Linked DNA regions of Homo sapiens: region 2 is linked to region 1. Evidence: read pairs that join two places in POLR2A ChIA-PET (ENCODE). Cell type or tissue: Panc1. All regions are shown on one strand. Each heading gives the region's core, and the rest is flanking DNA. Links, peaks and the distances in the headings are about the cores only. Region 1 overlaps ZNF337-AS1 (ZNF337 antisense RNA 1). Region 2 overlaps NINL (ninein like).

What was found. ChIA-PET counts read pairs that join two places held together with the same protein. Peaks named below come from ENCODE experiments on the same cell type or tissue, not always from the same donor. Only the 100,000 strongest peaks of a DNase experiment are listed, where the experiment ranks them.
Region 2: POLR2A ChIA-PET joins it to region 1 with 5 read pairs; 2 of 35 experiments call an interaction of 5 or more read pairs at or near these places.

What each region holds. Positions count from the first base shown.
Region 1 is chr20:25,646,941-25,659,942 of GRCh38, forward strand. All of the region lies in intron 2 of ZNF337-AS1 (ZNF337 antisense RNA 1), which reads left to right. It also overlaps the pseudogene RN7SL594P. Among named protein-coding and RNA genes, the nearest start is that of ZNF337-AS1, 29 kb to the left of the region's middle. In Panc1, for the core only: no CTCF peak of the experiment used is centred there; no DNase peak of the experiment used is centred there.
Region 2 is chr20:25,489,054-25,505,899 of GRCh38, forward strand. It overlaps NINL (ninein like), which reads right to left. Exons shown (of 24, transcript NM_025176.6): 6 at 15,835-16,025; 7 at 14,899-15,051; 8 at 11,787-11,957; 9 at 9,157-9,293; 10 at 7,610-7,750; 11 at 2,298-2,472; 12 at 822-932; 13 at 191-271. Among named protein-coding and RNA genes, the nearest start is that of NINL, 88 kb to the right of the region's middle. RefSeq lists an enhancer at 14,300-14,811. In Panc1, for the core only: no CTCF peak of the experiment used is centred there; a DNase peak (open chromatin) is centred at 8,168.

The DNA.
Region 1 (13,002 bases), core at 113-8,112:
TGAAGGGGAAAGGGAGTTTTCTTTTTCTTGCTTAATTGCTCTGGTTAGAACATCCAGTACTATCCAGTACTATGTTTAATAGAAACGGTGACAGCAGGCATCATGATCACGTTCCTGACCTTAGAGAAAACTTGCAGTGTTTCATCATTGAGTATGTTGGCTGTGGGCTTTTTACATACCCTTTTTTTTTTTTTTTTAACAGAGTCTTGCTTGCCTAGGCTGAAGTGCAGTGGCATGATCTCAGCTCACTGCAACCTCCACCTCCTGGGTTTAAGTGGTTCTCCTGCCTCAGCCTCCCCAGGAGCTGGGATTACAGGCATGTGCCACCATGCCCAGCTAATTTTTGTATTTGTAGTAGAGATGGGGTTTCGTCATGTTGCCCAGGCTGGTGTCAAACTCCTGATCTCAAGTGATCTGCCTGCCTTAGCCTCCCAAAGTGCTGGGATTATAGGCGTGAGCCACCATGCCTGGCCTATTTATATGCAATTTTTATTATGTTGACATAGAGTCCTTCTACTTGTAATTTATTGGCTGTAATTATGAAAGGGCATTGAATTTTGTCAAGTTTTTTTCTGCATCAATTGAGTTGGTCATGTGTGTGTGTTCATATTTTACTATTCAATAGATTTTTAGTAAGCTTTGGTTTCATCTTCATGAATCATGGAAGACTTGAAAGGCCAAAGACACTCCAAGAAATTTACTTTAGCACCTTCTTTCTAGGCAGAAAGATAAGGCATCCCCATGAAAGATAGTGTATTGGACCCCTCTTGTACACCGTTTCAAAATTTTCTGTTTCTCCTCTTATTTCAGCCACAACTGTAGGGGACTGTTTCCCTGCATGTTTTGAGCAGCTTTGCACAGGTGCACCTGGGCAGTGACCTCACCTCATCCCTCATACTGTATCATTTGCTTCCTGCCCTATGCATCTCTGTTCTTCAGCTTAATAGTCCTAGGCATCCACTTCACACTCAAGCACAACCCAGCTGTGATGGGAAGTCAGTGCCATGGGGTCTACTCTTGACCGATGAAGATCTGGAGTCAATGGATAAATGCATCCCCATTTCATCCCCTGATGGACAGTTTTGAGATGCTTCAGAAAACCCCTACAGGTCCCAGTGGGATCAAACAGCCAATTTAATAATGCATCCTTGTGGTGGTCTTTCCCTTGCTCTGTTTCACTCCCCTTATCCTGCATTTCTGCTCCCCAGAATCACATTAGCAAACAAGCTACCTATGCACAAGCCTTTTGGGGGACCCTAGGCTAAGGCAAGTGGGTGGCAGCCTTATATTGGATTTGCAAAACCTCATATCTTGGATTTATGCTTCAAGAATACAGCACTCATGATAGGCCCCTTGGTGTGCCCCCATCACCCCTATGCAAGGACTTCTCAACTGCAGTGATGTGTCTCCTTTTTTTTTTTTTTCGAGACAGAGTTTTGCTCCTGTTGCCCAGGCTGGAATGCAATGGTGCAATCTTGGCTCAGCTCACTGCAACCTCCGCTTCCCAGGTTCAAGTGATTCTCTTGCCTCAGCTTCCCGAGTAGCTGGGATTACAGACATGCACCACCACGCCCGGCTAATTTTTGTATTTTTAGTAGAGACAGGGTTTCTCCATGTTGGTCATGCTGGTCTCGAACTCCCAACCTCAGGTGATCTGTCTGCCTTGGCCTCCCAAAGTGCTGGGATTACAGGCATGAGCCACCGTGCCTAGCCTGATGTGTCTCTTTTTTTTATGGCTGAAAGAGGAAACACGAAGGAAACAGATACTCACTGAGCACTTATGGCCCACCCTTGCTTTAGTTATTTTACTTATCTCCTTTATACAAGGAGGAAGCAGATTTAGAGAGGCCAGATAACTCATCTAATATCTCATAGTAAGAATGCAAGCCAGGATTTGAACTCAGTCCCATGAATTCAAAGCCCATAATCTTTCTATAGCATGTGAAGTCATTTCTTCTTGGGTCTCTGCACTTGGTTCTCCTTCATCACTTCAGGCAGCATAAGATGCTGAGCTTCTACCAATTGCTATTTTTTTCTTCCTTTGTCTTTATTAAGGTAAATAATATGTATATAATTTACCATCTTTACCATTTTAAGTGTCAAGTTCAATGTAATAAATACATTTATATAATTTTTTCCATTTATCTTCCTACTCACCTTTCTTCTTCCCAGCCTTTGGTAACAACCAATCTACTCTGTATCTTACTCACATGTAAGAGCTCTGAAGCTCTAAAGCTCTTCCATATGAGTGAGAACATGTGGTATTTGTCTTTCTGTGCTTGGCTTATTTTGCTTGACATAATGCCTCTAGTTCCATCCATATTACTATAAATAACAGGATTTCATTATTTTAATGGCTGAATAATTTTTTATTGTGTATATTTACCACATTTTCTTTATCTATTCATCTGTTGATGAGCACTTAAGTTGATATTGTATTAGGGCTATTGTGAATAGTGCTACAGCAAATGTGGGAGAGCAGATAGCTCTTTGGTGTATTTATTTCCTTTTTTCTTCTTTTTAAAAATATGCCCAGTAGTGGAATTGCTGGGTAGCTCTGTTTTCACTTTTTTGGGGAACTTCCATACAGTTCTTCATAGTAGCTGTACTAATTTATATTCTCACCAACAGTGTATGGGGGTTCCCTTTTCTCTACATCATTGCCAGAATTTGTTATTGCCTATCTTTTTGATGCAGACTATTTTAATTGGGGTGAGATTGATGATATTGCATTGTGGTTTTGATTTGAACTTCTTTGATTATTAATATTGAGTATAGCTTCATATACCTGTTGGCCATCTGTACATTGTCTTTTTGTATGTCTTTATGTGTCAAAATGTCATTTTGTATATCTTCTTTTGGGATGTGTCTGTTAAGATCTTTTGTCTGTTTTTAATCTTTTTACTTTTTTTTATTTTTTAGATACAGGGCCTCACTCTGTCACCCAGAGTGGACTGTAGTGGCTCAATTATAGATCACTATAAACTCAAATTCCTGGGCCCAAGTGATCCTTCTACCTCAGCCTCCTGACTAGCTAGGACTTCATTTTTGCTTTGGTTGCCTGTGTGTTTTGAGGTCATATACAAAATTCTTTGCCCAGACCAATGTCCTGGAGCATTTCCTCAGTGTTTTCTCCTGGTACTTTCATCATTCCAGGTCTTAGATTTCAGTCTTGAATCCATTTTGATTTGATTTTCATGTATGCTGAGAGATAGGGTTCTAATTTCATTCTTCTTTAAGATAGTTATCCAGTTTTCCCAGCATCATTTACTGAAAAGACTGTCTTTTTTTCATTGTATGGTCTTGACACCTTTATCAAAGATGAGTTGGTTGTAAATATGTGGGTGTACATCTGAGTGCTCTGTTTTGTTCCATTGGTCTATATGTCTGTTTTTATGTGAGTACCGTGCTGTTTTACTTACCATAGCTTTGTAGTAAGTTTTGAATTCTGGTAGTGTGATGCCTCCAGGTTTGTTCTTGTTGCCAGGATTGCTTTGGCTATTTGGGATCTTTTGTGGTTCTATATAAACTTTAGAATTTTTTTTCCTATTTCTGTGAAGAATGTCATTGGTATTTTGAGAGGGATTGCATTGAATCCGTAAATTGCTTTGGGTAGTATTGTTATTTTAACTATATTAATTCCTGCAAACCATGAGCATGGAATATCTTTTCATTTTTGTCTTCTTCTATTTCTTTCATCAGAATTTTATAGTGTTCCTTGTATGGATCTTTCTTTCTCTCTCTCTCTCTCTGTCTCTCTCTCTCTCTCTCTCTCTTTTGAGATGGAATCTCACTCTGTTGCCAGGCTGGAGTACAGTGGCGCAATCTCAGCTCACTGCAACCTCCATCTCCCGGGTTCAAGTGATTCTCCTGCCTCAGCCTCCTGAGTAGCTGGGACTACAGGCACATGCCACCATGAATGCCTGGCTGATTATTTTATTTTATTTTTTGTATTTTTAGTAGAGATGGGGTTTCACCATGTTGGCCAGGATGGTCTCGAACTCCAGATCTCGTGATCCACCCACTTCCAGCTCCCAAAGTGCTGGGATTACAGGTGTGAGCCACCACGCCCAGCCTTGTATAGATATTTCTTCTCTGGTTAAATTTATTCCTGGGTGTCTTACATATTTTGTAACTGTTGTAAATGAGATTGCTTTCTTTCTTTCATTTTTTTTTTTTTTTTTTTGAGATAGAGTTTTGCTCTTGTTGCCCAAGCTGGAGTGCAGTGGCCTGATTTCAGCTCACTACAACCTCTGCCTCCCGGGTTCAAGCGATTCTCATGCCTCAGCCTCCTGAGTAGCTGGGATTACAGGCATGTGCCAGCATGCCAGGCTAATTTTGTATTTTTAGTAGAGACAGGGTTTCTCCATGTTGGTGAGGCTGGTCTCAAACTCCTGACCTCAGGTGATTTGCCCGCTTTGACCTCCCAAAGTGTTGGGATTACAGGCATGAGCCACCATGCCCGGCCCTGCTTTCTTGCTTTCTTTTTCAGATCAGTCACTGTTGACATATATAAATGCTCCCGATTTTTATATGTTGTTTTGTTTGTACCCTGCCACTTTACTAAATTCGTTTATCAGTTCTAATAATGTTCTTGGTGGAGTCTTTAGGTTTTTGTAATTATAAGATAATGTCATCTGGAAACAAGGCTAGTTTGACTTCTTCCTTTCCAATTTGGATGCCCTTCCTTCTCTTGCCTAATTGCTCTGGCCATGACTTCTGGTATTATGCTGAATAATAGCAGTGAAAGTAGGCATCCTTGTCTTGTTATAGCCTTTAGAGGAGGGGCCTTCACTTTATCTATGTTGAGTATGCTATTAGCTATGGGTTTGTCATACATGGCCTTTATTATTTTGAGGTAGTTTCTCCTATACCCATTTTGATGAGTTTTTTTTTTTTTATCATATAGGGATGTTGAGTTTTATCAAAATTTTTTTGGCATCTATTGAAGTAATGGTTTTTGTTATTGACTTTGTTAATGCAATTGTATCATGTTTGTTGATTTGCATACGTTGAACCATCTTTGTATCCCTGGAATGAATTCCACTTGATCATGGTGAATGACTTTTTCAATGTGTTGTTGAATTTGGTTTGCTAGTATTTTGTTGAGGAGTTTTACATTATGTTTATCACTGATATTGGTATGTAGTTTTCTTTTTTTGGTTGTGTCCTCCTCTCATTTTGGTATTGGGGTAATGCTGGCCTTGTAGAATGAGTTTGGAAGTATTCCTTCCTCTTCAGTTTTTTTGAGGAGTTTGAGTAGGATTGGTATTAGTTCTTTAATGGTACAATTCAGCAGTAAATCCATCAGGTTCAGGGCTTTTCTTTAATGGGAGACTTTTTATTATGGCTTGGATCTTATTGGTTTGTTGAGGTTTTCTATTTCTTCATGGTTGAATCTTGGTAGGCTTTAGAGGTCTAGGACTTTATCCATTTCTCTTAGATTTTGAAATTTGTTGTGTAGTTGTTCATAATAGTGTTGTAGTCTCAGCAATGCATGAAGATGTAACAGTCTCTCCTTGTCTGAGATGACACCTGGAGTTCTTTGTCCTACCTCCAAGATGATTAAGGAGTACAGACACAAAGGTGAGGTTAGAGCAAAAGTTTAATAAGCGAAAGAAGAAAGCTCTCTGCCAGCAGAGTGGGGGGCTCAAATGGGGTGCCCACTATGAGGCTGGCGTCCCGGGTTTTATGGACTGGGAAGGGGAAGGAATGTGCTTAGTTCCTGGGCTGTCTTGGAGAACACATAACTCAGCTTGGCCCAGAGACCTTGGCCGCAACCAATCAGGAGCTGAAATGATGATTTATAGCTGCTGCTCAGCTTGGCCCAGGACCTATCAGAAACTGAATTGAAAGCTTGGCCCAGGACCTTAGCCTGGGACCAATCGGGCTGAAATGATAATTCATAGAAGCCGGACTTACAGTCCAAATAAAGGAAAATAGAGTGACCACTAGAACCCACCGGAGCCCACTGTGCCCATGCCCACAAAAGGAGAAGAAACTTTTCCTCAGAACCTGCTGAGTATACAAAGGACAAAGGCATTTCTATGCCAGGCCTTGTTCTCTTATCTGAGTGAGCTGGAGGTTTGCACAAGTTTGTATCCCAAAGGGCCAGAGGTTTTACTATCTGTGCCACCATGGGCATGTCTCTAGGCACAGCACCCTGTGTTAGTTCCCTTATCAGCCTAAATTTTTTCTCAGGCTGCTTTTTTTTTTTTTTTGAGGCAGAGTCTTGCTCTGTCACCAGGCTGGAGTGCAGTGGCGCCATCTCAGCTCACTGCAACCTCCGCCTCCCAGGTTCAAGCGATTCTCCTGCCTTAGCCTCCAGAGTAGCTGACACTACAGACGGCACGCCACTACGCCCAGCTAATTTTTATATTTTTAGTAGAGACAGGGTTTCACCATGTTGGCCAGGATGGTCTCGATCTCTTGACCACGTGATCCACCCACCTCCACCTCTCAAAGTGCTGGGATTACAGGCGTGAGCCACCGCCAGGGCCTCTCAGGCTGCTTTTTATGTTATGTGAGAATGAGGCACTGACCCACGGGCCAGGGGCTCTCTGGCACCCTTCCCTTGTTATCTATCTAAGGCAAGCTAAATAACTCCTTTCAATAGTATCTAATAATCCTTTCTAAGGTCTCAGTTGTTGTATCTCCTTTCTCATTTCTGATTTTATTTGGATCTTTCTCTTTTTCTCTTAGTCTAGATAAATGTTTGTTGATTTTGTTTATCTTTCCAAAAAAACAAGGTCGGGCATGGTGGCTCATGCCTGTAATCCCAGCGTTTTGGGAGGCTGAGGTGGGCAGATTACTTGAGCTCATGAGTTCAAGACCAGCCTGGGCAACATGGCGAAACCCCATCTCTATAAAAAATACAAAAATTAGGTGGGCGTGTGGGCACATGCCTGTAGTCACAGCTGTTTGGTGGGAGGATGGCTTGAGTTTGGGAGGTGGAGGTTGCAGTGAGCAGAGGTGGTGCCACTGCACTCCAGCCTGGGCAATAGAGTGAGACCCTGTCTAAAAAAAAAAACAAAAAACAAAGCCCACCAAACCACCTTTTCATTTTGTTGATTTCTTTTCATTTATTTCTGTTCTAATCTTTATTGTTTCTTTCCTTCTACTAATTTTGGGTTTGGTTTGTTCTTGCTTTTCTAGTTTCTTGAGGTGTATCGTTAGGTTGTTTATTTGAAGTCTTTCTACTTTTTTGATATAGGCGTTAGTTGCTATAAACTTCCCTGTTAGTATTGCTTTTCCTGTATCCCATAGACTTTGATATGTCATATTTCCATTTTCATTTGTTTCAAGACATTTTAAAATTTCCTTTTTCTAGGCCAGGTATGGTAACTCATGCCTGTTAATCCCAGTGCTTTGGGAGGCCACTGTAGGTGTATCTCTTGAGTCCAGGATTTTGAGACCTGCCTGGACAACATGGCAAAAACCAGTCTTTAAAAAATAAAAATAAAAAATTAGCCAACTGTGGTGGCGCATGCCTGTGGTCCTAGCTACTCAGGAGTCTGAGGCAGGAGGATCTCTTGAGCCTGAGAGTTTGAGGCTGCAGTGAGCAGTGATCACATCACTGTACTGCAGCCTGGGTAATGGAGCAGGACCCTGTCTCAAAAGAGAAAAAAAAAATTTCTTCTTTTATTTTTTTCTTAAGAGATGATCTTGCTATGTTGCCTATGCTATGTTGCCTGGGCATAGCTCATTACTGATCAGCATGCAAGTTTTGACCTGCCCTGTTTCCAACTTGGGTCACTTCCCAGTCTCCTTGGGCAACTTGATGATCACCTGCTCCCAGGAGGTCACTGTATTGATGCTGAACTTAGCATGGACACCTAATTGACATACCATACTATAGCCCAGAACTCCTAGATACAAGTGATCCTCCAGCCTCAGCCTCTTGAGTAACTTGTACAATAGGCATGTACCACTGCACCTGGCTCCTTCTTAATTTTTTCTTTGACCCATTGGTCATTCAGGAGCATGTTGTTTAATTTCCATGTGTTTGTGTATTTTTCTGAGATTCCTCTTGTTATTGATTTCTGTAGTTTTATTCCATTGTGGTCAGAAAAAATACTTGATATGATTTCTATTTTTTCAAATAGAAGTCAGACTTGTTTTTTTTGGATAGAAATCAGACTTGATACAGACTTGGTTTGTGGCTTAAGGTATGGTCTGCTCTGGAGAACGTTCCATGTACTGGTAAAACTGCTGCATTCGATAGCAGTTGGGTGAAATTTTTTTTTTTTTTTTTTTTTTTTGTCACCCAGGCTGGAGTGCAATGGCATGATCTCAGCTCACTGCAACCTCTGCCTCCTGGGTTCAAGCAATTCTCCTGCCTCAGCCTCCCGAATAGCTGGGATTACAGGCATGCGCCACTACGCCTGGCTAATTTTTTTTTTACTTCATTTTTAGTAGAGACGCGGTTTTACCATTTTGGCCAAGCTGGTCTCGAACTCCTGACATGAGGTGATCCTCCCACCTCGGCCTCCCAAAGTGCTGGGATTACAGGTGTGAGCCACTGTGCCCAGCCGAAATTTACTTTAAATGTCAGTTAGACCTATTAGATCTTGTGTAGTTTAACTCTGCCATTTCTTTGTTAATTTTCCGTGTGGATGATCTGTACTTTACTGAGAGTGAAGTGTTAAAAGCCTCTACTATTATTGTATTATAGTCTAACTCTCTCTTTAGAGCTATTATGTTTGCTTTATATACTTGGGAGCTCTGGTGTTGGGTGCACAGATTATTTATTTATTTATTTATTTATTTTTGAGACGGAGTCTTGCTCTGTTGCCCAGGCTGGAGTGCAGTGGCGCGATCTCTGCTCACTGCAAGCTCCACCTCGCAGGTTCACGCCATTCTCCTACCTCAGCCTCCCGAATAGGTGGGACTACAGGCGCTGGCTACCATGCCCGGCTAATTTTTTGTATTTTTAGTAGAGACGGGGTTTCACTGTGTTAGCCAGGATGGTGTCGATCTCCTGACCTCGTGATCCACCTGCCTCAGCCTCCCAAAGTGCTGGGATTACAGGTGTGAGCCACTGCACCCAGCCGGGTGCACAGATTATAGTCTCTTCCTGAATTGATGCCTTTATCATTATACAGTGACCCTCCTTTTCTTTTTTATAGTCTTTGATTTGTAGCATATTTTATCTTATATAAGTATAGATAGTCCTGCTTTTTAAAATTTTCCAGTTGCATGGAATATCTGTTTCCACCCCTTCACTTTCAGTCTACCTGTGTCTTTAGAGGTGAAATGGGTTTCTTGAAGGTAGCATATAGTTGGTTTTTGCTTCTTTATCCATTCAGCCACTCATGTTTTCTAGCTGGAGAAGTGAGAACATTTACATTCAGTGTTATTATTGATAAGTAAGGACTTACTACTGCTATTTTGTTGCTTGTTTTCTGGTTGTTTTGAGACTTGTCTCTTCCTTTCTTACTGTCTTCCTTATCTTGTAGTATGTTTTAATTTGTTGCTTTTTACTTGTAGTGGATCTATTATAAAAACTGCTGTGGTTACCATGAAGCTTACAAAAATGTTTTTATAGATATGAGTTATTTAAAAGAGATGACAACTTATCTTAGATCCCAAATAATAGAAACAAACAAAGCCAAAAAAACCCCCACAAGTTTTACAGTTTAATTCCTACCCCCACGTTTTAACTTTTAGTTGTCTCAATTTATACTTTTTTTTTTTTTGCGATGGAGTTTCACTCCATTTTGAGATGGAGTGCCGTGGTGCAATCGCAGCTTACTGCAACCTCTGCCTCCCGGGTTAAAGCAATTCTTCTGCATCAGCCTCCTGAGTAGCTGGGATTACAGTTGCCTGCAACCACATGCATCTAATTTTTGTACTTTTAGTAGAGATGGGGTTTTGCCATGTTGGCCGGGCTGGTCTCAAACTTGTGACTTCAGGTGATCCACAAGCCTCAACCTCCCAAGCTGCTTGGATTACAGGCATGAACCAATGCTCCAGCCAATTTATACATTTTTATGTAAAATAATAAGTTTTCTTTTGCACATTAGTGTTTTCTTCTTTCAGGTTGAAGAACTGTCTTTAGCATTTCTTGCAAGAAGGGTCTGGTGGTGGTGAATTCTATCTGGGAAATACTTTATCTCCCCTTAATATTTTAATGACAGTTCATTTGGATACAATATCCTTGGATGGCAGTTTTTATTTCTTTGAGTACTGAGCATGTCATTCCACTCCCTCCTGTCCTGTATGATTTCCATTGAGAAGTCTGTTGCCAGACACATTGGAGGTCTTTTGTATGTTATTTGCTTCTTATTTCTCAGTGGTTTTAGGATCTTCTCTTTGTCCTTGACCCTTGAGAGTTTGATTATTATATGCCTTGGGATAGTCTTATTGGGTTGAATCTGTTTGATGTACTAACACCTTCCTGCACCTGGATATTTATCTCTTTCTCCTGTTTTTGGCATTTTCTGTTATCATTTCTTTGAAGAAGATTTCTACCCTTTGCTCTTGGTCAGCTTCCTCTTGAACATCATTCTTAGATTTGGTCTTTGGAGGTAATTTTCTCTATCTTCTTTCTTTCTTTTATCGAGGCAGAGTTTTGCTCTGTTGTCCAGGCTGGAGTGCGGTGGCACGATCATGGTTCACTGCAGCCTCAACCTCCTGGGGTCAAGCGATCCCTCCCACCTACAGGCCCCAGCCACCACCCCAGCTGAATTATTGTATTTTTCGTAGAGATGGGTTTTCGCCATGTTGGCCAGGCTAGTCTTGAACTCCTGACCTCAAGTGATCTGCCTGCCTCGGCCTCCCAAAGCGCTGGAATTACAGGCACGAGTCACCACTTGCCCAGCCAAAACTGCTATTTTGAATTCCTGGTCAGAGAGCTCACAAGTTGCCATCTAGATAGGGTCACTCTCTGGATTTTTGGTTTGTCTTTTTGGGGAGGTCATATTCGTCTGTTTACTGTTGTTTCTTGTGGGTATATATATATGTTTTTGCAATGGAAGATTAGTTATTTATTCTAGTTTTCTCTGGCTTATTTTGCTTTTTATTGAACATATTTGCTTGGTGAATCTTTGCTACTAAGTCGCTGCCTTCTCTGTGGCTGTAGGTGGCACGTTAAGCCCAGGTTTGCCTCTTCTCTTCTAAGTGGTCAGAGCGCTGCCTGTCCTAAATGGAGGAGGTCCTAAAGATATTATCCCAGCAGTGAGGGAAGATTGTCTAGGAGTTCATGCCCAGGGGACCTGGGGAACTCCCTCCTACAGCATGGTGCTGGTGAACAGACACTCTGATTTAGCATCTCCTTTGGCTGAGTTACAAAGCGGTTTCTGAGGCTGGGGGTGGTAGTCCTGCCTACCCTGCTTGTTTCTGCCTGTCCTTAGGGTTAATTCTCCCTTCAGGCAGTCACGATGCTACCCATGGGTTAAAGCATGGAGAGGTCTCCTGCCTGGGAATCCAAGAAGTTGGAGAAGTGGCTGACAACCTCAATTTCACTTTTTCCATTGTAGAAACCATGAGCTGCAGGGAGACTGGTGCCAGGCATAATAGGGGGAGGGGCATCATGGATATGGAAGTCCAATTCTCCTGTCCTTTGCTTGAAGTTTTTCCTCTTCTCTGTGGCCCTGGGAATGGTCTCACCCTTGTACTTGAGCTCCGGGTTGTTGCTGGTGAGGAGTTTGGAGGTGCATATTTGGTTTTGGTTTTCTGTGGTGGGGATTGAAGCCATCTTGGAACTTCTTGTCATGTGTTTTTAAACACATCTATTTATAAGTGTAATATAAATAGTAAAAAAAAGTGTATTTTGTATGTTTTCTTTACATATATAATTTAGTAGATGTTTTAAAATAAAAATGAGACAATATTAAAGAGTATGAAACAATAGAAAAAATGAGATGAAATATGAACAGTTGATTTCTGTGTATGTGTATATACACACCTACACTTTCCTTTTAGATACTACAGTTTACTCTAAAACATGAAAATTCAGAAGTCCTTATCAGGTACTTGGTTTCAAAAATAAACTATAAATTTGAAAAGGCAGAAGTAATGCGAGAGACATTGACCACAATGCAGAAATTTAAAAATGAAAGGTAACAAAAAATGTATCCATTTGGACATTGAAAACATACATTGGAGTCTTAGCTTACAGAAGAAGTAAAAGTAAAAATTGCAGCATAAAGAAAGGAAATGACATTCAGCATACATTTCGGAAACTGAAAGATATTTTGATAAAAACAAGAAGAAGCAAATAAATGAGTTTAATACCAATGTAAGAAGCTGGAAAAGGACCAAATGGCCAGGCATGGTGGTTCATACCTGAAATCCCAGCATTATGGGAGCCTGAAGTGGGAAGATACGTGGGACCAGGAGTTCAAGACCAGCCTGGGCAAGAGAGTGAGACACTGTCTCTAGTACAAAAATTAGCCAAGTGTGGTGGTGCTTGCTTGTAGTCCCAGCTACTTGGGAGGCTGAGGCAGGAGAATCACTTGGAATAGCCTGGGTAACAGAGCAAGGCCCCATCTCTTAAAAAAAAAAGAAAAAGAAAAAGAAAACCAAAAGTAAGACATAACCACAGGTGTGGAGGAGAGTATGTAATTGTAAAGAAATACGATATAATCTTTGGCAAGAATAAAATTAGGAGAAAGGTATGTGCTTCTCTAGGAAGGACATGCCTGTTATTAAAAAGTGTTTAAAGAATAAGGAAAACCTTTGATTCACTAAACTGCAGGTCACTTCTCAGTAGTTTCAACCAGCACTTATTTTTTTGTGTCTGTATTGTTTATTTGGAATTTTCCTCTATGGTTTGTTTAAATATCAGTAAAGATCTGAATGGCACTGTGTTTTTACTTCATCATTTGTACATAGGATGTTCACCCATTGTTGAAGAAAGCGTTTTGTTTAGGAGAGAGTGTCTGTGTACTGTGGTGTGCGATGGTAGATGTGATTATCACTGAAGGTCACCGAAATGTGAAAATCCCTGGTACTGGCTTGACAGCTGTGTGGAAATAAAGACAACTCAAACGGGAACAA
Region 2 (16,846 bases), core at 4,899-12,898, 150 kb before region 1:
GGCCTTCAGGATAGGTGGCAACGAGAGCCAGGGAACCCTAAGTCTAGGAGTGTGGCAAGGCCATGGTCAAGCATGGCCGCAAGCAGAGGCTCTCCCTGGAGCAGACACTCCTGCGTTACTGTGGACCACCTGCGTGTGGAGACCCAGAGCCTGGACATGAGACTAAAAGGCAGACAGAGCAGGCACGTACCCGGCACTTGAGCTCGTATTCCTTCAGGACTGCTGCGAACCGCTCCTCCTGGGCCAGGAGCTCTGCACTCTGTGGCTCCAGCTGAAAGGCAGACACAAAGGAAGTCACGGGTGGGCCTCGGGCCAGAGGGGGACCTGCTTCTCCAGCCCCTGGGCTCCAAGAACCTGCCCAGCTTCTGCCAACACCAGGCGCTGCATCTCCAGGTATAGCCGCCATCCCCCCTCCTTCTCCTTACTCCCCCGTCTAGAAGGTCACAAGACAGAAGGATTTTCCAGACTTAGATCTAAGGTGGCCACACTCATCCCTGGAGCCCAGACCCTGACCCTGGGCAGCCCCTCTCCCCATCCTCCTCCCTAGGTGACACCCAGGGAAGGCCCTGCCCTCCCTCCACGCCCCCCACCACTGAGGGCTGTCACTAGTGAGCAGTTGTGCTGTGTGGGCAGACGGCCCCCCACATTGTCATGCAGAGGAAGCAGAGGGAAGGCCTCATGCTGACTTTCTCTTCATTCTAAATTTTAGGAGAATACCGCATTCTGTGACCTGCCGCATCTCTCCCTGGCCACCCCCGCCACCCCCACTCTGCCCAGCAGGCCCTCCCCTCTGGAGGCAGACTGTCAGCAAAGGGACTCGCCTTGTCCTTCAGCACAAACTCCAGGTCCTTCTGCAGCTTCAGGGCCAGCCTCTCCGAATCCGAAAGCTTTTCCACCACTTCCACAATCTCCTTCTGTAGGCGACTGTTTTCCTAGGAGACACAGGCCAGTGGCTCATCAGGCTCCTGCAGGACGGAGGGGATGTGTGCAGGATGGAGGTGAGAGGCTTGCTTCTCATAGGACTGGGCATCAGGAAAGAACCCCCACCCACCGCAGGCGAGGCACCTGGTGCTGTGCAGGCGGCTGTGCCGGGGATGTCCCCCACCCTCCCAGGACAGACGCCAGAGCCCACCCAGACTGTGGCTACCCCATCGTCTTCACTTCTCTTGTCCCCTCCCTTACCCTGTGCTCAGAAAGGCCATGAGTCATACGAGAAAGGGTGGAGAGCCGGGCACGGTGGCTCACGCCTGTAATCCCAGCACTTTGGGAGGCCGAGGCGGGCGGATCACAAGGTCAGGAGATCAAGACCATCCTGGCTAACATGGTGAAACCCCATCTCTACTAAAAATACAAAAAATTAGCCAGGCGTGGTGGCGGGAGCCTGTAGTTCCAGCTACTCAGGAGGCTGAGGCAGGAGAATGGTGGGAACCTGGGAGGCGGGGCTTGCAGTGAGTGGAGATCATGCCACTGCACTCTAGCCTGGGCGACAGAGCGAGACTCCATCTCAAGGAAAAAAAAAAAAAAAAAAAGAAAGGGTGGGGAATACAAAAGCATTGCAAAAGTATTATAGAAAAGGCATCCTTCCAGAGCCATTCCTGAACCAGGGATCAGATATCGTACCAGGACAGCTCAGACAGCCATTGCCAGGGGAGGAGGCAGCATCTGTAGACGGTGGGGGACTGCAGTGAGAAGGGTGGAGAGCAAGGCTGTTGGGGGGCTCAGGCTGCCCAGCCTCTCCTCCCGGGAGGTGGGGCAGGTGTGGGGAGTTAGGAGAGGAGGACACAGGCAGGAGCAGAGCAGGGACCAGCACAGCAAGGGCCAGCACCTCTGTCCCGCTGCGATGCCTCACTGGAGTCAGTATCAGGGGACAGTTGTGAGACACTCACCAAAGCCCATCAAACCCCATCAGCTCCAGGCCACAAAGCCAGCCTCGGGCAGGCTGGGCTTTAGGTTCTGGTCTCTTTGCTGCCCCCATGGGTGTTCCTGGTTTCTGGGGTTGAAGCAGTGCTGGCTGCGGGTGCTGGCCCTCCCTGACCTCAGGTCCACCTGGCCCAGAGCAGAAAGTGGGAGTGGTGGGGAAGGAGGGGCAATGTCCTGCTGGCAAGCCAGGACCCCTTCTGCTCTGCAGCAAGTGGGACACCTCCTCACTGCAGCAGGTGCTCCCTCGGGCCCTGCCCTGAAACATAAGCTTGAGGGCACTGGCAGGTGTGGATCTGGATCCTCAACCAGGATGACGTGGGTGTGGGGAATGCTCAGGCACCCCCCCAGCTTCCTGGATGCCCTGGGGATGCCCCTACCTTCAGGGCCAGGGTCAGCTTCTCGCGGAGGCCAGCCTCCTCAGCCTGCAGGCGCCCCACGTCCCACTCCAGCGCGGCCCTCTGCCTGTGGGCCTGCTCCCAGAACAGCTCTCGCTCCGCCTCCACCTCAGACCGCAGGAGGCTCAGCCTTTCCCGGTACCCCTGCTCCAGATGCCTGTAACATGTCACACATCACACGTCAGACATGTCATGTCAGGGCTGCCCAGGCCCACGCCACCCCCTTCCTAGCCTCCTCCCTCTTAGAAACGCCCCTGTCCTCAGCACGTGCAGGGCCGCCCTGCCTTGGCTGAGCTGCCCATGCTGGGAGGCAAATCTGAGGGTGGGTGCTCCTCCCTCACAGGCTGCTGGAGGTGACCCCAGACAAGGGGATCTGGTGGGTCACATGGCAAATGCCACCAGCTGCCCCCTCACAGCGAGGAGCACAGCTCCCTGGGGTGAGTCCCAAGGTGGCCCCTCCACCCGGTGTGCATGGCAGGTAACAGCCCTTTGATAAAGACTTTCGATACCAAATGCACATGAAAATCACCTCCCTCCCAAGGAGGGAGGCAGCATGAAACCCATGGACAGTGAATTCCCAAAGCAATCTGAGGAAGAGGTGGGGGATATTTTTTTCTCAGCTGCTACATTCATCTTTTACAATAACTGTTTCCATTAGCAGGAAAAACAGTGTTCAACGCTCAGTCTCATCTCTTTCTGAAACAGCAGCTTCACTGGAATTCTCAAACCACGTCTACCCAGACTGAAGACCAGCGAGGCTCCTACTTCTGCAGAAGCCTGGTGACGCCCATAACCAAGTCCGAGACACCTAAGCCCCAGAGCCCGGGCTTTTAATCTTGGCTTAGAACTTTAAAGAAACAACACTCAAAAGGGAAGAGTATGAAGGAAGTACAATAATCTGACTAATTTAATACTCCATAAATCTTTTGGGGTAGTGTTAAAGCTACATATTTCCTATCAGCCTACTCTTTAAAAACTTTTGAAATATACAAAAATAGGGAAATGGTTAAATAAATTATGGCAGATCCACACAAAGACCCAGGTGAGATGCTCTGTGGCCATCAGAAAAGCATATGCAACATGGTGTCATTTTTTTTTTTGGAGACAGAGTCTTGCTCTGTCGCCCAGGCTGGAGTGCAGTGGCGGGATCTCAGCTCACTGCAAACTCTGCCTCCCAGGTTCACACCATTCTCCTGCCTCAGCCTCCCGAGTAGCTGGGACTACAGGCACCCACCACCATGCCCGGCTAATTTTTTGTATTTTTTAGTAGAGACGGGGTTTCACCATGTTAGCCAGGATGGTCTCAATCTCCTGACCTCGTGATCTGCCTCCCAAAGTGCTGGGATTACAGGTGTGAGCCACCACACCCGGCCACAACATGGTATCATTTTTTTAAGAATTATGTGCATAGAAAAAAAAGGTGAAAGATATATAGGCAATGTAAAGAGTGATACCCCCGGGAAAGTGAGATTTCTGGTTTTATTTTTCCTTTAATTGTACTTTCTAAAATGTGTGCAATAAACATGTATCACTCATTACATTTATAATAAGGAAAACCTAATGCAATAATAAAAGCTACTTACAGAAACCTACTCATAACTCCCATTGCTCATGGGACAAAACCCAAGCTCTCAGGGCCACGTGGGTTCTGAGGCTGCAGCTTAGCACCTCGAATGCATCCCTCCACCAGGTTCCAGGACAGAGTGTTTCCAATCCTCTAACCCTGGGAAAGACAATTCACACAAGTCTTTCCAAATGGCTGGGAGAGAATCAAGGTATACACGTGTGGACAGAAGCAAATCAGTTCTCAGTTACTCAAACTGAGTATGAGTCAACTTACTTCCAGCTTTGAACACAAGTGTCTCACAAGGAGCACTCTTGTCTAGGGGCCCTGCTAACCCCAAGGCTGGGATGAGGCTGTGCTCGGGAGAACGAAGTCGCTGGAGGTCAGAACCCAGCCCCTCAGGTCCTGAGAGGCAGCACCAAGATCCCTGTGGCACCAACAGGGATAGGTGGATCCCGATACTCAGGATGAAAGTGAGAGGTGGACGAACCGAGCTTACAACAGAGCCGTCAGGAGAAAGGAGGGGGCGTCCAGGGAGAGGAAATGAGTTCCTGGAGCTCCCCGTGGGTCTCCCTGACATACTTTCAGCTCCTAAATGTTAGCAATTGTCTCCTCTGGAGATCCAAGCTGGCCTCATGTGCGCTCCGGAAGGCAGGGAGCTATGAGAACGTCTTAAGCAACAAAGTCAAGGTCACCTCCCCCAGGGGCCGGGGGGCATCTTTTGGTCCCTCCTCTAGGAATTCCCCAGCCAGGTGGGAATGATAACGCTACAAGGCTGGCCCAGAATAGTTCAGCTGACGGAGACCACAGAGACCCTCCCTGCCCACAGGAGCAGGGATACCGCTTCCTAACAAAATGCCTTCCAGGCTCAGGGCAGGGAACTCGGGCCTTGAGGCCTGGCCCAGCACCTCCATGTGGAGGGCAAGGGCCCCAGCCACTGCCTGCACCTGTCCCTGTACCTGGCTTTTCGCCTCACCAGACACCTCCTCATGTTTGGTTAAAGGAGACTTGACTTTTAGCTTCCCTGAAAATGACCACAGTCCCACAGGGGCTTCCCACCACCACCACAGCCACAGGAGCCAGTGGCACCAAGAACGTACACTCCAGGGGGCCCACAGGCCGCACAGGCCCCATGCATGTACACAGCACCCCCCACTGCACCCCATGGGTCCCATGCACACAGTACCCCCACTACACCCCACAGGCCCCACACACACTCACAGCACCCACATAGCACCACACAGGCCCCACGCACACTCAGCAACCCCACTCAGCACCCCCAATGCACCCCACAGGCCCCATACATGCACACAGCACTTTCCACTGCACCCCTCTAGTCCCGGAACACTCACAGCACCCCCACTGCACCCTACAGGCCCCAAGCATGCTCAAAGCACTGACATGGCACCACATGAGTCCCACATACACTCACAGCACCCACATGGCACCCCATGGGCCCCATGTACACGTACTGCACCACCGCTGTACCCCACATACCTGAGGTCCCATGAACGCTCACAGCACCCTCATTGCATCCCACATGCCCTTGCACTCCACAGGCCCCATGCACTCACACTAACTCCCCACACCATGTAGAGGCACATGTAGATCTGGACCTGCTGTGTACAGCCGTCCCCAGCCAGCCCTGGAAGGAAAGGGCACTTGGGAGGTGCAGGCGAACAGAGGCGGGGTGAGGCCCCGCCCTGTCCCAGCCACCCCCTATGGACTGAACCATGTGGAGGTGGCGGCTGCAGGAGGTGCAGCGGGGACCCCCTTCTGCCCAGCACAGATCCGTGGAAACCCTGAGGACATGGGTTATGGAGATGGGGGGCGCCCACTGGCCTTAGAGCTGGCCCCGGACTGTGCCTGGCTCTGGAAGGCCTGAAGGAGAGTGGCTGGGCTCTGCCCTCATGCTTCTCCCACCTGAGGCTCTTGCTCCCCAGAAAGCTGACCAGTGGCCTTCGGCTGACCCAGAAACAGTGTAAGGCCAGGAGAAGGGAGACCTGGGTGTCAGCTTCACACACGCACGCTCACTGCTGCGGGACTGGGCCAGTTACTGAGCTGCTCCAGGACTCAGTTTGTTTGGCTGAACAATGGGGATAAATGGCCTATTTGGTCCCAGTGGCTGTTACGTGAGGCGACCCCTGGTGCACACAGGAGACACACCACAGCTGTCTTCACCAACCAAACTCACTTCTCCAGAGGCCACGGACCCATCAGTAGCCCCTCAACCCCTGGAGCCCCAGGTTCACGACAAAGATGCTCAGGGCTTCTTTGGTAAAGGAGCAGCAGCTTCAGGCTTCAGCCCGCAGTGCAGCTGGCACAATTCCAACATGCGATGTGGCCAGCAGCCAGGCTCCCATCTGCAGGCTCACCCTGGGGACTCCGCAGCACCCCAAGCAAACCGCCCGCATCCCTGGAGGGTGCCACACCACGTGGCTCCATCGCGCATAGCTCTTCTTTGCTAGCCACGCTCAGCTGAGCCACCACCACCAGGACCATGGCAGCGAGTGCTGTGTCTGTGTTGTGCAATGCAGAGGGTGGGCCGACCTGCAGACCAAGAACCCAAGGGCGTGGGGACAACAGGGCCAGGACTGCAGCCTCGGGCAGACCTCCCGAGCCAGCAGAGGACCCACTGACAAGGGAGAATGGCAGGGAGGCCAGCCATGTCTTGCTGCCCCTGCCCAAGAGCTGTGACTCAGAGCCAGGAAAGCCTGTCCTGAGCTACCCCGGAGGACCCTCCAGGCATGCGCAAACTTCAGGTGAAAAACAGCAGCTCAGCCCAGGCAGACATGTGCCCCACCAATGACGTAGAGAAGCCCCTCTCCCTGCCTGAGCCTGGGACACCCTCTTGGGCGGAATTTCCTCAGATGTTCTGTTTGTGAACCAGTGCGGTGGTTGTATCCTTAAACAAAACAAATCGGAAATCTAAGGCCAGGCGTGGTGGCTCACACCTGTATTCCCAGCACTTTGGGAGGCTGATGGGGGTGGATTACTTGAAGTCAGGAGTTGGTCATCCTGGCCAAAATGGTGACACCCCATCTCTACTAAAAATACAAAAATTAGCTGGGTGTGGTGGCAGGCGCCTGTTTAATCCCTGCTACTTGGGAGGCTGATGCAGGAGAATTGCTTGAACCTGGGAGGCGGAGGTTGCAGTGAGCCAAGATGGCACCACTGCACTCCAGCCTGGGATACAGAGGGAGACTCCATCTCAAAAACAAAAACAAAAATAAAAACAAATCAGAAATCCTTTTCTCTGGTCTATCCAGCCACTGTTCCACACAACTGTCCCCGCATCGGGGTCACTACAGCTGTGATACCTGGAGTTGGGTTCCTTCTCTGGGCTCCTTCTACCTGCTGGGCCAAAAGGAAACCATTGCCAGTCCTTGCAACATAGCCACCTGCCTCTTGCATCACAGGCACGCAGCTAGGGGCCGAAAGGCTTGGCTTATGTGAGAAGAGCCCAGCAAAGCGAGGGCAGGAGGCAGGACCTCCTCGGCCCATGGGGACGTAGCCAGGGCCAGGCACTGCACCAACCCCAGGAAGAGCAGGGCTCTGCTGCTTTCTCAAGGCTGTGCCCCCTGGATTCCCCCTGACTCAGGTGAAATAGGGGGGTCTCCACTGAGCCACACCCGCAGCTCTGGCCCCTGGCAGCCCTGTGTCCACTACCTGCCCTCAAAGGGGCTGGGGAGGCCCAGGTAAGAATCCACCACCTGGGCCCAGAACCCACTTGATTTTCTTCTCCGTGAGCTGCTCCAGGGTGGAGTGGCAGTCGTCCATCTCTTTCACAAACTCCAGGTTCCTCTTCTCGGCCCTCTCCAGGTCCTGCCTTGCCTTGTCACGCTCCCTTGCCAGCTGCTCCACCTGCCCTCTGCCACAGGAAGGAGACAGGGTCAGATGGGACCCCACTGCTGGCCTGACCCGCCATGCCAGGTGGCTCTGGGCCCCATATCTGCATCAATGATAGAAACTAGCACACCAACTATACAGCGGGCACTGCTCCACCAGCCTGCTCCTAAGGCAGTTTCTACAACTGCTATGCTCATTTTATAGATGTGTACACTGAGAGAGAGGGGCCACGTGACTTGGCAAGGAAAGTTTCTAGGTGGTTTCTAACCCAGGAAGACTGAGCCTGGAGTCCCACAGCATGCCATATCACTTATGCAGCCCCAGGGCATGTGGGAGTTGGTTTGTGAGCCCTCTCATCGGCAGCTGGGCGTGGATCGCAAGTACCTAATTCAGTAACGGGCATGTGGCGGGGAGGATGGCCACCTGTTAGCCCTGCATGGGCATCCCAGCACGCTAGTGAGCACACAGTGAGTCACCAGAGCACAACGCAGTGGTTGTATGTGGTCTCAGCTCTGCCTGGCCACCCTGACCCAGCTGAGGCACTGTGTAAATCATTGGTGGCACCTGCTATTCCAGTGACTGTTTCCCCACGAAAGGAGCTTTTCTCCCTCCCTGTCCCAAGGCCAGGGGAGGGACCTGGGCAAGCCTTTCTCCAGTTCTATCTGCAGAGCTGCCTGAGGCCAGAGGCGGCTCCGCTGTCTGCACCTGGACAGATGCAGTCTTTAGGATTGAGATTGTGGTTTCTGCCAATCTTTTCTGCAGCTTCAGAACATTGACAAAAACACCACGACAATCTTTTTGCAAATCTGCTTAGCAGACGGATGGCCTGAATGGTCAGCCAAACCAAACAGACACAATTAAAAGGGAATGGGTTCTCAGCCCAACGTCACGGGGCATTTTGTGACCACGTTTGAAAAGCGCCTTTCCTTCCTCCTGCTGACAGCCCAGCCTGGGAGCCCCCTGGCGCGAGAGGCAGCGGCAGGACCCCACCTGGCGCTGGCAAGCGCCTGCACCAGCATGAGGGGGGACCTCATGTCTGTCCCTTCGAAACCTCAATGAAAAGGGCTCAGTGGGGGCCCCCAACATACAGATCCCAAGCACCTCAACAAGTGGGAGGAAAGCCAGCGAGCCTTAAATTGTGTAGACTCAGACGGCACAGGTCCTCAGGCCCCACCCAGCCCAGAAACACGGATGAGCGGCTGCCATTCACCTGTCCATGCTCCGTGGCTAGATTCTGCTCCTGTCCCTCTGCGAGCGCCGGCTTGAGGGGCCAGAGAGCACGGGACAGACAGTGTGCAGAGCCCTGCCCCAGGACTGGCCATGTGGGGTGGATAAGAGCTGACTGGTGTCCTTTGTGTCCCAGACCCCCCTCCAGGCCCACCTGGCCAGCCACACTGCCACGTTCCCCAGTCCCCTGTGGCCTCTTACTGCTGGTAGCTCAGCTCCTGGTGGTAGCAGGCCAGGGCTGCCTGCTGGACGGCACTGTCCACTGTCATGAGCTCGTTGTCAAGGGCCCAGGTCAGCTCCAGAAGGTTCACCTTCTCGTCCACGCTGAAGTCCAGGCTCTGGAAGCAGCAAGCCTGGTAAGCAGGAGAGGCTGAGGGACTTCCCCAAGCAGACACCTCTTTGCTCCCTCCCTGATCCAGGGCCTAGCCCAGCATGGCTGTCCCAGGCAGCACCTGCCCCTCCTGTCTGCCAAGGTCTCTGCGTCTTGAGGGGTGCTCCTCCTCCATCCCACGCAACTCTGGTGGGCTGTCAATGGCCTGGTCCTCCTGCCTCTGCCTCAGGGGTGCGTAGGCCCAGGCTAGACAGAACCCCTCTTCCTGGACAAAGTGTCAGACACAGGCAGGGGCAAGTCCCCTGCAGGCCCTTCATGGGGACTGCTGTGGAGGCCAGGGCACAAGGCCCTTTTCCCTCTGAAATAATCTATTTTAAGGATGTGAGCCTTGGGATTCCCTGCGATGAGGCCTGACCTGCAGCTCATGCCACCAAGAAGAGCGTGGAGAGATGGAGGGGGTCCCCACAGCAGCCCTCAGGCTTAAAGCCAAAAAGCTTTCCAGAGCGGGGTGTTCCTCCCCACAGAAATGTGAAGAATACACTAATAAACTTCAAAGCACAGAACAGCCGGCATTTTACTGAAACAACAAAAAATAGAGTCACACACACCCTAAGACCCTCAGCTCAAGGGAGCGGCAGCTAACGTTCTGTCGTGTTTGCTTTTTCCGCCTTGGGTATTCCTGGCTCTGCTTTCCACTTGTGGCTACAAACGCCCTGCTCAGGCCGGCGGCAGGCACCATGGCAGGGCGGCTGAAGCAGGTGCCAGGACGTGCCTGGCCCAGAGTCTCCTGTGAAGTAGGGGCTGACTTTCCACACTGCCCACTTCCCAGCAGCTCCTGAGGAGCAATGGCATCTTGGGAGAGGCTGGGGAGCCGCCTGGAAAGCTGTCCCTACACAAGCACACGCTCCCCACCACGTCACTGGATGGCGTAGAGGGACAGAACCGCCACAGCAGCCTGAGGTCAGAAATGCTGACTGAGTTGCAAGGCAGAATTTGGCAATAATCTATCATGAAGCGAGGGAGAAGCCACCCAGGGCGTCTTTGCAGAGCAGCACCAGCAGCTCTAGCGCAAATGGGAAAGAGAATAAGTTCTGAAAGGGCAGAGGCAACATGCACTCATCAGAGCCAGCGCACAGCAGCAGCCAGGGCACCCCCAGGGCTGTGGAGTCAGGTGTCGGGCATCTTGGAACCGAGAGACTTGTGCTCTCTGCCCTTCCTGCAAGCGATTTTTGGTGATCCTGCCTCCGCCTCTGGCTCTCAGGACAATTGTGAGGCCAGCTGTCCAGGTCTGGCTTTGCCATCTTGGGGGACTCGGTAACAGATGAGGTTGCGCCAATGAGGGTCTTGGTCTGTGGAGTAGGGTGGACTGTTTCAAGGGCTGTCTGGGCTCCTTCCTGTATTGTCTATCTGTGCCAACAGGACATTTTCTGAGGGAATATGACAGAGCCTCCAAGAGTTACAGGGTGCAACTTCAGGAGTCCAGCCTCAGAGAAATGCTGGCACAGCAGCAAGAGGACATCGTTGCATTATAAATGCCCAGATTTATCATAGGAAAAGCGAAGGGTCGCACAAATTAGCAAGACAAACAGTATGACACCAATTTCGCAAAAAAAAAAAAAAAAAAAAAAAAAATTTAGCCAGAATGTATATATACATCTCTCATGTGCCAGGGAAAAGCTCTGCAGTACACCCACTACACCAACAGCTGTCGCCCCCTCCAGGGAATAGGGAGAGGGGGGCAGGTAGGCTTTCTTTCTTATTTAATAGGTTTTTGTTCAGTTGAGTTCACTGCACCTCGTGAGGCTGTCTTCCATCATCCATGCTGGGCCCCTGCACACCTCTGCCCCTGCACAGTTGTTGCCAAATTGTGCCCAGGGCAGAGCTCCTTCCAAATCTCCAGGGCTGGCCTGCATCCCTCTGGGAAGCCTGAGCCTGTAAGGAGCTGTGTCCCATGCAAGGACCACATCTTCCCTCCCAGGCAGCCCCAGCAGAACACGGAGGGAAGGGTGCACCTCCTGACACCTGGCCCATGGTGGGAAGGGCCTGGGGTAAGTGGGCGCCATGGGGGAGAACAGCTCAACCAGCCAGGCAGGGGCTCCAGGAGAGTCCGGGCTCACTCTGAGATCATCAGTAACTGCTGTAACAGTGGTGCCCAACAGAAATCGTCATCATCACAACAGGCAATTTCTTTCCATTCATCTAACCTCCTTGGCCCAACATTCAGGGGAAATGTCTAAGCCACTAAAGGCTACCTTCAAATGGACTTTTTCACACTAACTTTGTGTTTTATTTCTTATCTTTTTAAATTATAATGTCCTATATTTTAGTAACAAAAATTAAAAGAGATAGGTTTCTACCTGGACTTCCTTGCATGGCATTCTCTGCACAGAGCACACACCCCTGCTGGGTCCCCTGGCTTGGGACGCTCCATCCATCCTCCTCTGCAGCAGACGGGCCCCCCAGGTCCCCTGTCCAGCTTAGGCATCACCCAGTTCCAAACCTGCAAGATCTCCCTGCCATTCTGAATCCCCTCCTGGGTCCACATGGCCAGGACCTGATCAGGAAAAGCGAAGCCAGAACCATCGTCAATGCTGGAGAAGAGGCGCAGGCTGGAGCACAGGGACACGAGGGATGAGGTTGTGGTGGTGTGGCAGCCGCTCTCCTCTGGGACCTGCATGTCAGGAAGACTTCCATAGCGCCCAGCGTCCAAAGCCTCACGCCTGTGTGCTGCTGATGTGCTCTCCACCCTCCCCAGCCTGTGCTCAGAGGGCCTCACAGGAACAGCTCATGAGACCATCCTCAGCTCTCAGAGGGGTCAGAGGTGCAGCCCCATCACATGACCTCTCCAAGGTCACATGGCTGTGCAGGTAAGAAAGTCGGGACATGCAACCAAGGCCCCCAACACCCAGGACTCTGAGGCCTTGCACCCACGTGGCCCAACCGGCCAGCCCCAGTCAGCACACTCATCACTTGGAGAGGGACGACAAAGGAGTTTTAACGTTCCACCCTTGAATTCACAAAGGCGGGAGCCTGGCCTCGCAGAGGCAGGGGCCCATAGAGTCCATGCCAGCACCAGGAAAGTCTCAGCTGTGAAAAGAAACCCAAGGCAGGCTGGAAGGGCAGAAGTGCGCTGGCCCAGGCAGAGGCGCACACACCCCCAGACCCTCAGAATGCAGCATGAGTGGCTCATGGCCACTCATGGGGTTCGACAATGAAGGCAAGCCAGCTCAGGAGGCATCTCCCCAACCCACACTAAGCATGACCTGTGGGACCTCATGTTGATCATTCTGGCCTTACATGGCTGCCTGACCCTTCCTCAGTGCTGGCTTCTGAGTTTCTTCTTTGTCGTTCTCACTGATGTTAGCCTCACTGCAGCCTCCACCTCCTGGACTCAAGTGATCCTCCTGCTCAGCCTCCCAAGTAGCTGGGACCATAGGCATGTGCAACCGCACCTAGATAATTTTCAAATCTTTGAGATGGGGTCTCACAATGTTGTCTCATCTTCTCTCAAACTCCTGGGCTCAAGTGATCTGCTTGCCTTGGCCTCCCAGACTGCTGGGACTACAGGCATGAGCACTGTGCCGGGTCCTCATTGATTTTTTTCACCAGGTTTCTAAATTATTTAGGTTTTTAAATTAAATTAAATTTATTTATTTATTTGAGCCAGAGTCTCACTCTGTCACCCACGCTGGAGTGCAGTGATGCGATCTCAGCTCACTGAAACTTCTGCCTCCTAGGTTCAAGTGATTCTCCTGCCTCAGCCTCCTGAGTAGCTGGGATTACACATGTGTACCACCACAAGTGGCTAATTTTTGTAGTTTCACTAGAGACAGGGTTTTACCATGTTAGCCAGGCTGGTCTCCAACTCCTGACCTCAAATGATCCGCCCGCCTTGGCCTCCCAAAGTGCTGGTATTACAGACGTGAGCCACCATGCCCGGCCCTCATTGACTTTAGAGTCAGAAACCTAGATTCTCAGGTGTACCTACCCCCAGTGCAGAACAGCACTACTGGTCCTACAACACCACTCACCAAATTCAGGACCAATTGCAGCAGCAAGGAAGTATCCAGCCCCTGAGCAGCCATGCCCTGGTCTCCTCAAACTGCAGAGAGACCCGGTATTTGTGCAAGAGATAGAGCACAGGTTAAGGGATACTATCAGGACCAATCTTAGACAGACTCGATGGATCCTTTGGCAACTGATATGGCTTAGATCTGTGTTCCTGCTCAAATCTCATATTAAAATGTAATCCCCGATGTTGGAGGTGGGGCCTGGTGGGAGGTGACTGGATCTTGGAGGCAGATTTCTCACAAATGGTTTAGCACCATCCCTCTTAGTACTGACCTCATGATAGTGAGTGAATTCTCATGAGACCTGGTTGTTTAAAAGTGTGTCACACCTCCCCCCTCGCTTTCTTGCTCCTGCTCTGGCCATGTGACCTGCCTGCACCCCTTCACCTTCTGCCATGATTGTAAGCTTCCTGAGGCCTCCCCAGAAGCAGCCGAGCAGACACTGGCACCATGCTTCCTGCACAGCCTGCAGAATCGTGAGTTAATTAAACCTCTTTTCTTTATAAATTGCCCAGTCTCAAGTATTCCTTTAGCAATGCGAGAACAGACTAACACAGAAACATTGCCCTCACCATTCCACAATGGGGAGGACGGGAGGGAGTTTTCTTGCTGGGGCATATCACAGCACAGGCTGAGGAGCTGCCACATTCCTCACCTGAGCACTACCTTCTGTAGCCCTGGGAAGTGGGCACCTGAGCAGCATGTTCCTCACCTTAACACTGCCTCCTGTAATCCCAGCAGGTGGGCACCTGAGCAGCAAGTTCCTCACCTGAGCACTGCCTCCTGTAACCCCAGCAGGTGGGCACCTGAGCAGCACGTTCCTCACCTGAGCACTGCCTCCTGTAACCCCAGCAGGTGGGCACCTGAGCAGCCATGTTCCTCACCTGAGCACTGCCTCCTGTAACCCCAGGAGGTGGGCACCTGAGCAGCCATGTTCCTCACCTGAGCACTGCCTCCTGTAACCCCAGGAGGTGGGCACCTGAGCAGCACGTTCCTCACCTGAGCACTGCCTCCTGTAACCCCAGGAGGTGGGCACCTGAGCAGCACGTTCCTCACCTGAGCACTGCCTCCTGTAACCCCAGGAGGTGGGCACCTGAGCAGCACGTTCCTCACCTGAGCACTGCCTTCTGTAGCCCCAGGAGGTGGGCACCTGAGCAGCACGTTCCTCACCTGAGCACTGCCTTCTGTTGCATCGGGTGGGCACCTGAGCTGCCATGTTCCTCAGCTGAGCATTGCCTTCTGTAGTCCCAGGAGGTGTGCACCCGAACCACCCCCATCTTACACGTGAGCCTGAGGCTTGGAGAAGGTAACTCCCCTAGTGACACACAGCCAGGGAAGAGCAACACTGGACCCACCCCAAATCTATGTGGCTCCAGAATCTACGTCACGTGGCCTCCCATATACATGCGTGTGTGCATGGCCTGTCCAGTTCTTGGACAGCTTGTTGTGTGGTGACACAGGCAGGGAGGGAGTCAGCAGTTTTAGTCACCAGAGAGTGACAGCAGTGGTTGCTGGGTTCAGGATTTAACTGTTGCATTTTACCTGGTAATGAGACCAAGCCTTGCTCGGTTTAACCCGAGTGGAAGACTCTAGAAGTAGCGCGGGCTCATGACTGAAGAGGCCAAGCTGGAATTCCTCAAGACTCACTTTGCCGTCTCCGTCTTGATCCAGTTTGTTAAACAGGTCTTCGAGTTCCTAAACAAAAGCCGTCATATCTCAGGCCCACCCACAAGAGCTCCACCCAACCGCCCTCACCAGGGCCTCCCTCCCTCCCTCCCTCTGGTTCCAAGTACCCAACAAGGGCCGTTTCCTAGTCTTATCCAGCCTTAAAACTGTGTAGACCATGCGGGCTATATTTTCCCAAGCCGACCCCTCCCTCTATCTTGTAAAACCCACAGGCCTTGGTTTCCATTTCACTGTGAGTGGGTGTCACCTGAACTTCCCAGTTCTACAAATGCTTATTCAGTGTCTGCTGGGGCTGGATCCTGCGGGATGCTGAGCAAGGCCAGGCCCTGCAGTGTGAGGCCCAGCAAGGACACAGGGCTGAGAAGAACTCCAGCAAGGCAGACTGGCCTCCCACCCAGGAGGAGAAGGAACATGGCCACTGGAGAGTGAGGACAGGCTTGGGGGCCTTGTCTTGGAGGCCTTGTCTTGGCTGCGCAGTGGAACCCGGCCACACAGAGAAGGGGGAAAGGCATCCAGGCAGAGGAAGGATGTCAGTGAAGGAACAGGAAGTGCCTGCTACACCTGAGCGTGGCAGGGAGTCGGTGAGACTGGGCAACTCCATCAGAGACGGGCTTTCAAAGGTGTCTGGAGATTTTAGCCTTTGGCAGAAATGCCAAGAGCCACCAAAGGATTTTAGATTAGAAAGTGATGCACCTACATGAGTGGCTGAAGGGTAGAGGGGTTTCCAGACCCAACACTAAACCGTGACCATGGCCAGGAATATGTGGCTGGGTGGCCTGCTGTGCCCCTCACCTCTTTCTCGAGTCCCTGGAGCCCGACGCTCTGGCAGACCACAGCCAGCTCCTGCTCGCTCAGGTGTCCGCTGCTGCCCACCCCCAGCTCTTCCCACACGCCCCGGATCTGGCTCTCTGGGGTGTCAAAGGAGGGGCTGCAGGACTTCTGGGGGCTCCCAAAGTCCTCAGAATCCCAGGTCTGCAGCTGTCCTGAAGCAAGGGAGGAGTCACAGTTACACCCTGATACATACACAATGGAGCACGACTCAGCCTTAGAAAGAAGGACGTTCTGCCCTTTCCAACAGCGTGAATGAATGTGGAGGACATTACGCTAAGTGAAATTAGCAGACACAGAAAGACAAACACCGTGAGATCTCACTCACATGTGGGATCTAAGGAAAGGGGAACTCACAGGAGCAGGGTGTAGAAGGGTGGCTACAGAGCTGGGTGGTGGGGGAGATGCTGGTTGGGGGGGGGTCACTTTCAGTTACAAGATGAGTAAGTTCTGGAGTCACCTAATGTACAGCACGGTGACTACAGTTAATAAGATCCGATTGCTTCCTTGAAGTTTGCTAAGAGAGTCTATCTCAAGTGTTCTCAGCACACACACATAACTAGGTGAGATGGACGTGTTAACTGGCTGGACTGTGGTCATCATTTCACAATGTACACATGTCTCAGATCATCACATTGTACACCTTAAATATATACAATTTTTATTTGTCAATCACACCTCAATAAGGCTGGGGAGAAAAACCAGCAACAGTTAAGTCCTGTGCTCCAGGCTGAAGCATTTCGGGGAAGCACAGCAATGCTGGTCAGTGACTCTGAAATCAGATGGATTGATGGATAGAGGGCTGGATGGATGGACAGATAGCAGGATGGATGGACAGACAGAGGGATGGATGGACGGACAAAGGGGAGCTGCAAAGCACCAAAGGTGGAATTAGGTGGTTGGTACATGGGTTTTCATGCCACAGTTGTTTGCACTTCACTCTGTTTACAAATTTTCAAAATAAATCTTGGGGGAA